Linked DNA regions of Homo sapiens: region 1 is linked to region 2. A link is an interaction called in ENCODE POLR2A ChIA-PET data of the cell type or tissue named here. Cell type or tissue: OCI-LY7. All regions are shown on one strand. Links, peaks and the distances in the headings refer to the core of each region. The heading gives the core; the rest is flanking DNA. Region 1 overlaps ITPKB (inositol-trisphosphate 3-kinase B). Region 2 has its middle 22 kb from the start of ITPKB.

Region 1 (5,379 bases), core at 322-5,321, 74 kb before region 2:
TCCAGAAGGAGACCAGCACCAGCCAGGGAGCAGAGCAGTCAACCTGTGCACCCCACCATCCTCCCTCGAAAGCCTGCATGGAAGGCCTGCATTTGGATTCACAGAGCAGCCATTCTTTCAATGAGCATAGCAGAGCAGGATAGAGCAACACTTTTTTTTTCTTTAACCAGGGAAGGGGACCCACAGAGGCAGTACATACAAACCTGAAATCAGACTTGTTCTAGAACTGGGGTCTCTTAAAAGCCCTTCTTCTCAGGCACAGGGTCCTTTCCACAATAGAGAACACTGGTGAACCAGCTCTGGGAAAGGTCAGCTACCGAAATGCAGATGATTGCATGCAAAGATCTCAGGCCTTGTGCTTTTCAAATGATATCCTCATATGTTCTTTCATTTGCTCTGCATGGAGACTCCAGAAGGTTAAGCAGTCACTCATATATAACTTACAGGTAACAAAACCCAAGTACAGAGGGCCCCAAAGACGTCCCTAGAGGCACACAGGTGGGACCAGAGTCCAGATCTGCCAAGGCCACTGAGCTGCTCTGCCCATCATGGAGGGCCCCTGCCTGCCTCCAGCGCTCCACCGTTCACACCCCTGGGTCAACATTCCCAGGGTGGCAGATGCTGAACCCACAATCAGCCAACTCACAGGTCCTACATGGGGAGAGTGGAATGGGGTCAGGAAAAACCATTGCTTTCCTTTTCCCTTTGAATGCCTGAGTAGACATTTAAGCCAAGCTGGGGAATGAAGGAGTTGGCCTCTGCCCCAAGAGGGAAACAGCCCTTCAACGGGAACAACACAGTAAGAGATTCATCCAAGAGTCCCTGTCTTCAGAGCTACCTCCCTACACCTCCATCTGCGGACGCCCCTTTCAAAACTCAACCTGTCCTCTTGCCATCCACAGGATGTTTTAATTTCCTTAGAATGTGGCACTTCAAAATTCAGCTCGTGCTGAGCTCAGTGTTCAGCACCCTGGCTCCACGCATGCCCGCTCTGCCCCACCCCTGCCCCTAAGTCCTGGCGACATTGACCCACTCACCATTTCCCGGTCCCGCCACATTCTCTCGGGTTTCCTGGCCATTGCTCACGTGGACCTTCAACTTGGAATCATCTTTCCCTCCCTGTCCAGCCACTGAAGTCCAACTCAACAGTAAAGATGTTATTGACTGTCCCCTCTCCCACAGAGCCTCCACAGATGAGCTCTGGGCCTCCCAGCAGGCTCCAGGGCAGTAGCTGTTCTTCCCTGTCTGCACCCACACGGCATGACCCTGCCCTCACAGGCCTCCCTGCAGCCTCTACCCAACGACTCTGTGATCTGACTGCATGTCTCTGTGACCAGTGACACCTCCACGTCCTCAAGGGCAGGCACCAGGGCTTGCTGGGCTGGAATGTTCAGCATGTAACAGGTGTTTAGTTCATTGTTTATAAAATGGACACATGAGTTAACTAATTAAAAGCTCCACAACATTGTACAAGGAAAAAAAATTCCACTTTCTCATCCATGAAGCTCTGGAGCTGGGGAAATGAAGCGGCTGGCTGCTGGGTGCCGCGGTGAGCTGTGGGGCAGCACGAGGAAGGTTCTGAGCCAATGAATGTGATGCAAGACAAGAAACTGAGGATGGGGGAGGAAACGAGAAAGAGTGAGGGAGAAGAGGAGGGGGATGATGAAGATTCCAACCTGAGACATTATTGCAGAAAGCAACCCCAGGTTAACAAGGCAAGTTGCTAAAGGAAAGGGAATGGCAGATAAAGCGACCCCCCGCCCTAAAAGGCTTACCAGGGCACTTCAGCAGAACCCAAGGGAAAGCCATGTGGGCCAGCAGGCTTCCGAACCAGTTCTGTCTGCTCTAATGAGGCCATGGGGGTGGATGGGCAGGGGGCAAATCACAGAAGCATCTGCTCTTGAATCAACAGTGAGGCTCTGGCTGGCTGAAGAATGTCTCCAACTCCCTAGTCACCCAGTGGGCCTAATTTCATTCCTGGACATGTCTAGTATAGATTGAAAGGGAAGCCATAGTCAGTTTCAAAAAGAAGTGGAAAAGTTCCCTGGGGTTCACTGAGATACCATTATTAGATTGGGGTTCCCAGGAGCATTTCTTGTTAAGTGTCAAGTCCAGAGTTTGACCTTTGGGGAAATGGGGGAAATTCAAAAGGATCAAAGCCCCCAAACTCCCTTTAGCTCAGTGGGAAAAACCCAAAGCTCCTGCCCTGCCTCTGTGCATCCTCTGGGGCCCTGAAACTGCGTCAGCGTGCGGTGTAACGTGCCCTCCATCCCAGCACAGACATAACACAACGTAAAACTCATTAAAGACCAGAGGACTCTGTACCTATCTGGCACTAAAAGGAGATCTCCTGCCACATGTCTCCCATCTGGATTCTTTCATGAAAGATCATGTGTAGCTGTGCACAATGTCGAAAAAGGACATCCCAAAGGGTTTAGGTGTGTGTCCGTTTTTCCTAAGGCTTGTCCTGGGGTGCCAAGTGTGCACATGCCACTGTGCCCTGGGGGCCACATATGGCTGACTTATCTGGCAATGGGAGGGGACAGAGCAGAACTGGAGGTAGAGAAAAACGTGCAGGGAGAGTGAGTTATTGCCAAGAGGATTTGACTGTGCTGTGACAACAGAAGTCCCCTGGGTCTTCAAGCCTCAGGCTGGGATGCTATAATCTGGAACCTCCAGGGAGTAACATCACCAGGTGCTGGCAGGGACTAACGTCCTGCCTCACTGATGTGGCACAAGTCATTTGCTGCCTTGGGTCTCTAGTACTGTATATTTGTAGTCAGTGAGCAAAAAGGAATATTTAAAAAAGGAATCTTTCTATAGCGTCATTTACACTTGGGCCAAAATAAGATCAGAGTGGAACAAAATAAAATCTGGTCAAGAAGAGAAGGCAGAAATAGTGCAGAATGCTGCCAAATATTTCCACCATGAGATATAGAACCGTAAGTTATTCATAAGAGAGCTCTTCAGAGTCATGAGTCTATGGCTTCCATCCTCGGGATGAAAACAAAAATCTCACCCACTGTCCACAGTGAAACAACCAAAAGTGGGCCTTAAAGGGGAACACTAGGGTTTGGAGTCTTCTGTGCCATCTGCCCTCCCACATCACACCCTGATCCCTTGTTTCCAGCCTCCAGCTCAGAGGCCAACATAGGAACAGCCTCTACCCTCTGTCCCTGGAACAGCTTTTTCCACTGAGACCAAGGGTGCTGCCCGCTGTAAAGGAACATGAATGAGCTCAGAAACCACATCTGCTTTTGCACTTGTCAACTTGAGGCTGGCAAAACTGAGGGGTTCCATGAAACTGCAGCCCCAGCAGTTCCAGCACTGTAGGGAGCACTTACCTAGAGACACAGTGCCCTCCTGCCCTCCTGTGGCCTTGCTTGGCACAGAGGGGCCACACAGATACCAACTGTGGGAAGGATCTCTAGCTGGGCAGCATCGCCATTGCTCCTCATTGTCCAGGGGCCTTTTGTGTGTGGCTCTCTACTCAAGACCATAGGGATGGAGGTAAAAAGATTAAAAAGATACTGCTTCCGAGTTTCCTCAAGGAGCTCACCAACTTCCCCAGGTGTCTGGGGAGGAGGAAAGAGCAGCTCCTACAACCTCAAGAGTCTTTGCCAGGACCAGCCAAGGGAGTGTCTGTAACAACTATTTTTAAAAAGAAACCAGGATAAAGCTCCCAATTGCCCTACGTTTTCCTTAGGAGAAATACACCCAAAGTAGAAGCCATACCAAGTCTCAGGCCCAAGCCTCTGGCAAGAAAAAACAAATGGGCTTAGCACTTCTGATAGGGTTCACACTTCTGATAGGGTTCAGCAATGATTAAGCCCCTATGAAATGGCAAATAGTGACATTATCATACAAGAGATCCCTGCAGCCCTGGAGGGTTCCAGAAAAGAGCATAGCCTTTTAAACTGCAGCTGCCTATATATGGCAGGTACCATGCTGGCACTGGAAATGCAAAGACGAATTAGACAACATCCCTTGGGGAGCTGTTTTGCAGAGCTGTTCCGGGAAACTCAGAATGTAACCACCCCCACTCCTGACCGCCCCCCATCAGGATTGTCTCGTGTGTTCAGGGTCCCACAGAACCCAAGCCAAGAGTCACCCCCACTCTGTATCTTTGGCATTAGATAGTAATGAGGGCCAAGAGGAGAGGACAGAAAAGGAGGTCTTCCATCTGCAAAGCAACTCTTGACAGCAGCAGCCCAGCTGCTCGGGGCCACTGCCCAAAATGCTAATGAAGCCAGTCACAATTAGCAGGCTACTCAGGGGCTGCCCAGACCACAGAGCTGCTGCCACAGTCAGCTGTGCCAGAGCAGCCTGCCGGGTCCCAGGCAGAGCTTTTATGCTAGCACTTTCTCCTTCCCCTTTCACCTGGCATTTGGAATCCACCAACAATCTTTGTACCCTTCTCTCTGCCTGACCCACAAAACCACCCAAGGACGCTGGTATGACTCTCACTGATAAAGTCAAAGACAGATGGGTAGGGATAGGGATGGGAATTGGGAGAAGGGTCCAGAAAAAATGATTTGGACTCTTTTTGCTCCCATTACCAACCACTCCATTTTCCCCCCCAACAAACAAGTGCTTCCCCACTTTACTGACATCTGGATTCCACTGGCTAGTTCCACTAGCTTGGGAGCAAGTTTGCTCTCCGACCTCTTTAGAGTATTCAGCAGATGGTGATCAACACAGCCCTCTCCAAGGAGAGACGTTTAGCTTTATGAAAATTCCTAAAGAAAGCCACTGGGATATGTTTTCGTGCCAAGACATCTGACAACTGGCCTATTTTTAAAGTTCCAACCAATAATCTCTCAAAAGCACTCTACCCACAGACAAAGGGGCAATGACGAAAAAAGTAATGAGGCCAGTATTATGTTTTTGTTTTTCAAACAATCCAGAATTTACCCATCCAAATAAATAATATTCTCTTCAAAGCCTACCCCCTTAGAAAGCTCTGTGCTGATTCCACTGGGGCTGTGTTTTCTCAGAACATTTTTGGAAAGTCCTATTGTGGAGCAGCCTTTGTTTCCCAGAGAGTGTCCAGGATAAAGTTAATAAGCATCCAACCAGCAGCCGCTGCTGCGGGCCAGGTACTGTGGTAGGCCCAGGGAAGGGGAATCCTATAGGTAAATACAACAAGGTGTCTCCCTGGCAAGATGCTCACTATCCGGGTGGAGAAAGGAGGAGAAGGTTTTTGTGGGTTTTTTTCCTTTGTCGGAAGGTTTTATTTGTGTGTGTGTGTGTGTGTGTGTGTGTGTGTGTGTGTGTGTGTGCATGCATATGTGTTTGTGTACTTTTAAGTTCAGAGGTACATGTACAGGTCACATAGGTAAACTTTTGTCATGGGGGTTTGTTTTACAGATTATTTCA
Region 2 (5,379 bases), core at 207-5,206:
AAATGCAATGAAACTGAGGTATGGAAAGTTTATGTAAGTTAAATAAGAACCATTTATAGAGAAATAAAGTTTTGCCTATAGTAAAAGATGAAATAAGCCAGGCATGGTGGCATGCACCTATAGTCCCAGCTACTCAGGAGGCTGAGGTAGGAGGATTGCTTGAGCTCAGAAGTTTGAGACCAGCCTAGCCAACATAGCAAAACCCTGCATCAAAAAAAAAAATGGAATAGGCCGGGTTGCGGTGGCTCACACCTATAATATCAGCACTTTGGGAGGCCAAGGCAGGTGGATCACTTGAGGTCAGGAGCTCAAGACCAACCTGGCCAACATGGTGAAACCCTGTCTCTACCAAAAATACAAAAATTAGCTGGGTGTGGTGTCACATGCCTGTAAGTCCCAGCTACTCCAGAGGCTGAGGCAGAATTGCTTGAACCCGGGAGGTGAAGTTTGCAGTGAGCAGAGGTTGCGCTACTGCACTCCAGCCTGGGTGACAGAGCAAGACTCCGGCTCAAAAAAAAAAAAAAACACAAAACAGTAATCATTAAACAACCACCTAAACATATGCATTTCTCACTGGGATCAAACAACTCACCTATAAAATGAGGGCATTAGAAAGGTGATTATGAAAGTCCTTTTACCATAACTATCTGTGACTCCTTCACTGCTAGCAGAGAAAATAGTCCCCCTTTTCTCCTTTGATTATAAACAATAAATACAATCAATTCATGTTTTCTAAATGCCTATAATGAGCAATTAAAGATTACTTGAAAGAATAGCTTGATTTCATGAAGTACTTATGTTGTTGCTTAAATAATTGTTATTGATAATATTTAGTTTGATGAAGTGTTCCTTTGTTTAGAAAAATTGTACTCTGGCCAGGCGTGGTGGCTCATGCCTGTAATATCAGCACTTTGGGAGGCCGAGGAGGGTGGATCACCTGAGGTCTGGAGTTCGAGACCAACCTGGCCAACATGGTGAAACCCCATCTCTACTAAAAATACAAAAAATTAGCCGGGCGTGGTGGTGGGCGCCTATAATCCCAGCTACCTCGGAGGCTGAGGCAGGAGAATCGCTTGAACCCAGGGGGCAGAGATTGCAGTGAGCTGAGATTGCACCATTGCACTCCAGCCTGGGCAATAAGAGCGAAATTCCATCTCAAAAAAAAAAAAAAAAAAAAAGAAAGAAAGAAGAAAAAGAAAAATTGTATTCTTTCACATATACAGAGCCAAATATTCCTCGAAATGGATGAAAAGTCAACAAAGAGTGCTATAGTTCAAGGGACAGCTACATAAACCACTCGTCTACCCACCCATCCATCCATCCATCTGTTCATTCTTAAAAGACATATTTATTGAGCTCCTAATATGTGTTAAATTGTGGCAAGTTAAGATGTTACGAGACAGCAATATTCTCAATGTTGGATGGTATAAAAGCATAAGGACTTTGAAGTCAGGGATGCCTGGTTTCAAATCCTGGCTCAGCTGTAGTTTTGGCTTCTGTGTAACTTTGGGCAAAGCACTTAACTTCTCTCATCCTTAGATTGCTCATCCGCACAACGGAGACAATAATACCCACTTTGATGTGTTGTTGTAAGGATCGGAAACAACACATATGAAGCCCATGTAGCCCTATGCTTGGCTTGGAGTAAACTCTCAATAAATGATGTCTCTCAGGGTCACCTCTCTGGGACAGCTCTTCACGCCTTTGAACTCTTTGAACCCCAATGCCCAGCATCCTGCTATGGCTGCACCACTCCCGCAGAGCCCCCGTCTGCTCATTGCTATCATCATCAGGGGTATAGTCAGGGACACCTTGGGCAGCTCCCTGCAGCAAAAGGAGCCAGGTAGAAGAACCAGTGTGGGTGGGCTGGGAGCTGGAGGAAGAGATGGAAGAGTCCAGAACCTGCTCTTTCTCACAACCCACGTCATCTTCATGGACCCACAGGCATCTGTCACCACAGCCCTGATCCATGCTCATCGGTTATCCTGGGGCCACCTTTGAAAAGCGTTCATATTTATTATACACTAGGATGCAGGTCATTGTAGTAGTTCAGATCATTAACTTTGGTATGAAGCATTCATTCAACAAATATTTATTTAAATGAATGTCAGGCATGTGCCAGGCCTGTATCTCAGCATCTAGGAATATATCCGTGAACAAAATAGATTTAAATTCTGTGTTTTTTTAAAAAGACACTATATTGCCCAGGCTGGTCTCAAACTCCCGGGCTCAAGGGATCCTCACCCATCAGCCTCTCGAGTAGCTGAGATTATAGGTGTATACCACTGTGCCCAGCTCAAAATCTGTCCACTTGAAGTTTACATTCTAGATGGGGAAGAGTGTAGTAAATAATAAACATAATTTGAAGCTCAGTGATTTCAGGGATACAAAAAAAGAATAAGTATAATAAATACGTAAATTATATAGTATGTTAGAAAGTGATAAGAGATGTTGATGTAGAAAAAGAAAAGCAATGGTAATTCCCTGTACAGGGAGATTAAGGGCAGGTTAGGAAAAAGCTTATAATTTGTAATAGTGTGGTCAGTGCACGTCTCCACAACATTTGATTCATAGTTGTTCTACTTCATAGCTCTATGACATTGGGCAATTTACTCAATCTTTTTTTTTTTTGAGATGAAGTTTCACTCTTGTTGCTCAGGCTGGAGTGCAACGGTGTGATCTCGGCTCACTGCAACCTCCACCTCCCGGGTTCAAGCAATTCTCCTGCCTCAGCTTCCCTAGTAGCTGGGATTACAGGCATGCGCCACCATGCCCAGCTAGCTAGTTTTGTATTTTTAGTAGAGACGGGGTTTCTCCCTGTTGGTCAGGCTGGCCTCGAACTCCCGATTTCAGGTGATCCACCCGCCTCGGCCTCCCAAAGTGCTGGAATTACAGGCGTGAGCCACCGTGCCTAGCCTACTTAATCTCTTAAAGTCTCAGTTCCTCATCTGTAAACATGGAGAGAATGGTAGTACTTATGGGGTAGGATTGTTGTGATGATTAAATGATGTAATATGTAACAGCTTTAGCATCTAGAGAGCACACATTACCTTTTAATTCTCTTTGAATATATTTAATATATTCTGCTTTAATATGTTGCAGAAAACTTTAATATATTGCTTAAAGCTTAAAAACAAAGCAAGGCAAGAAGAAAACCAATAATCCTGCTACACAGAGGTAACACTTAATATTGTCATAGAGACTTCCAGTCTTCTTTTCTCTGCATAAATCTACACACTTAGCAAAAAATTGAACTATACACACCGTCTTCTACACTGATTCATTTTGCTGAGTAATATTCTGAAATGAATACCACAGCATTTAAAAATGATTAAGAGAGTGGATTTACAACTAGAACACAAGGTTAAGCAATTCACTGTTCCACCTTTAAAGGAAAAGTATTCTTGAGAAAGTGCCTCCCAGTACTGACAAATTACTTTTTATTATGAGGTTACTTAGATGTGTACAAACACAAAATGCATGTGTGTAAGCTCCTCATTATTAAAAACAAATTTTGGAATAAAATCTCCCCTTTTCTCACTGGCTCTTACTCTGTAGACAAGAAGCTTTCAAACCTTTTTAATCTGATGGCCAGAAAGAGATCCATTTTACATTATTTTTCAGTATATCCTCAGGTCTACCATGAAGTATCTATAGAGATAGATATGACATAGATACTCTATAGATTCTATCTATGCATAGACAGGATCATAAATTCGAATCAATTCTTCATGGAACTTACTCTTATTAAGTGTGAGGCACTCAGATACTTTCTTTTCATTCCTTTAGATTTTTTTTTTCATAATGCTGGTCGGATCCACTAAAGTTGTTTTCACCACCCTCTAATGAGAAGTTATAATCTTTAGAAAATCTTGTACCTCTGGAGGCAGAAACTGCGCCTTTTTTGTCTCTATATCCTTAGCACAGAGGCTAATGTTAAAGTTTATTGAAAGAAGGAAGGAATGAATGAAACTCAGTTATATTATTTTCATTTTTAGAAATTGATCAGAACAATAGAATTCAGAGAGGTTAATTGACTTACTCAAGATCACACAGCCACAACATATTCGAACTCAGGTCTGCCTGGAACTAAAGTCTATACTCATTCCAATGTGGTAGGTGGAGTTCACAAGAAACAGAACGTAAGACAAGGTCTGCAGCACTTCATTTATGAACAAGGTATGCTGGAGAGAAACGGGTGTGGGAGGGAAGATAGGACAAGGGAAGGATGTGAGGGAAAGGCTGTCGTCTTAGCTGGAGACTGGTTTCTTCAGCCGAGTCCCATGGGGCCGAGTCCCTTCAGCCGAGTCCCAGAACATGACGACACCACAGGGTTTGTCCCACCTCGAGGCAAGAAGGGAGCCAAGTCGGTACCTCTATGTGTCAGTGAGTCATTGGCTATGGGCTGCAGACATTTTCCATTATTTTTCGGAATATCCCTAGGTGGGGCAGGGAGAGTACCCTCCCATGTGAAGCAGCTACCATTTGGCCAAGGGCAATTCTCTGGAGAAGAGAGGCAGCTGTGAACAGTAGCAGCCAATGGTCATGGCCATTGGAGATGAGTCCACGCTGTGGGAAGGGATATGGGTGGGACATCAACAAAATCTATTGCTTTCACATTGCATCCCCAGCCACTGACTGAATGAATCAATGAATATACGTGTTTACTCAGTAATAGAAGTGGTAATATGTGTTTCAGGGGATCATTATGAACAGGAAATGAGATAATGGGTATAACTTGTTTATTTTAGTGCCCAGCGCATTCTAAGCACATAATTAAAAAATTATTATCAGCTACAGTAAAAATTAGTATTAATTTAGCAGTAATTATCCATTCATGCTATTAGCGATTATAATTTTATTTTTGTGACAATTGGCAATAAACCTTATTCTGAAGTCTCAGCTAGTTGACTGAAGAAAGATGAAAATTTGTAAAACACAAATTCCTGTCTGCCTGAGGGGGGCAGTCCTTTCTGGCTCAGACCTGCATGCGGCAATTCAGTCACTAAAGCCCCTTGGAATCCAAGGCAAGTCCACTTCAACCTAAATTCTCCAATGTTCTTTCTTTTTTTCTTTTTTTGAGACAGGATCTCACTCTGTCATCTAGGCTGGAGTACAGTGGTGCAATCATGGCTCACTGCAACCTTGAACTCCTAGCTCAAGTGCTCTTCCTGTCTCAGCCTCCTGAATGGCTCAGATTATAGGCATGTATCACCACACCCAGCTAATTTTTTTTTTTTTTTTGAGATGGAGTCCCGCTCTGTCACCTGGCTGGAGTGCAGTGGCATGATCTCGGCTCACTGCAACCTCTGCCTCCTGGGTTCAAGTGATTCTCCTGCCTCAGCCTCCACTGCACTCCAGCCTGGCAAGAGAGCAAGA

Evidence for each region. ChIA-PET counts read pairs that join two places held together with the same protein. Peaks named below come from ENCODE experiments on the same cell type or tissue, not always from the same donor. Only the 100,000 strongest peaks of a DNase experiment are listed, where the experiment ranks them.
Region 1: POLR2A ChIA-PET joins it to region 2 with 5 read pairs; 3 of 35 experiments call an interaction of 5 or more read pairs at or near these places.

The regions. Positions count from the first base shown.
Region 1 is chr1:226,684,332-226,689,710 of GRCh38, forward strand. All of the region lies in intron 2 of ITPKB (inositol-trisphosphate 3-kinase B), which reads right to left. Among named protein-coding and RNA genes, the nearest start is that of ITPKB-IT1, 12 kb to the left of the region's middle. RefSeq lists enhancers at 699-1,200, 4,267-4,766 and a silencer at 3,355-3,404. In OCI-LY7, for the core only: CTCF peaks have their summits at 3,364 (motif pointing left) and 3,567; DNase peaks (open chromatin) are centred at 2,660, 3,340 and 4,310; H3K4me3 peaks cover 2,376 bases; H3K27ac peaks cover 4,053 bases.
Region 2 is chr1:226,758,218-226,763,596 of GRCh38, forward strand. No RefSeq gene overlaps it. Among named protein-coding and RNA genes, the nearest start is that of ITPKB, 22 kb to the left of the region's middle. In OCI-LY7, for the core only: a CTCF peak has its summit at 4,937 (motif pointing right); no DNase peak of the experiment used is centred there; H3K27ac peaks cover 543 bases.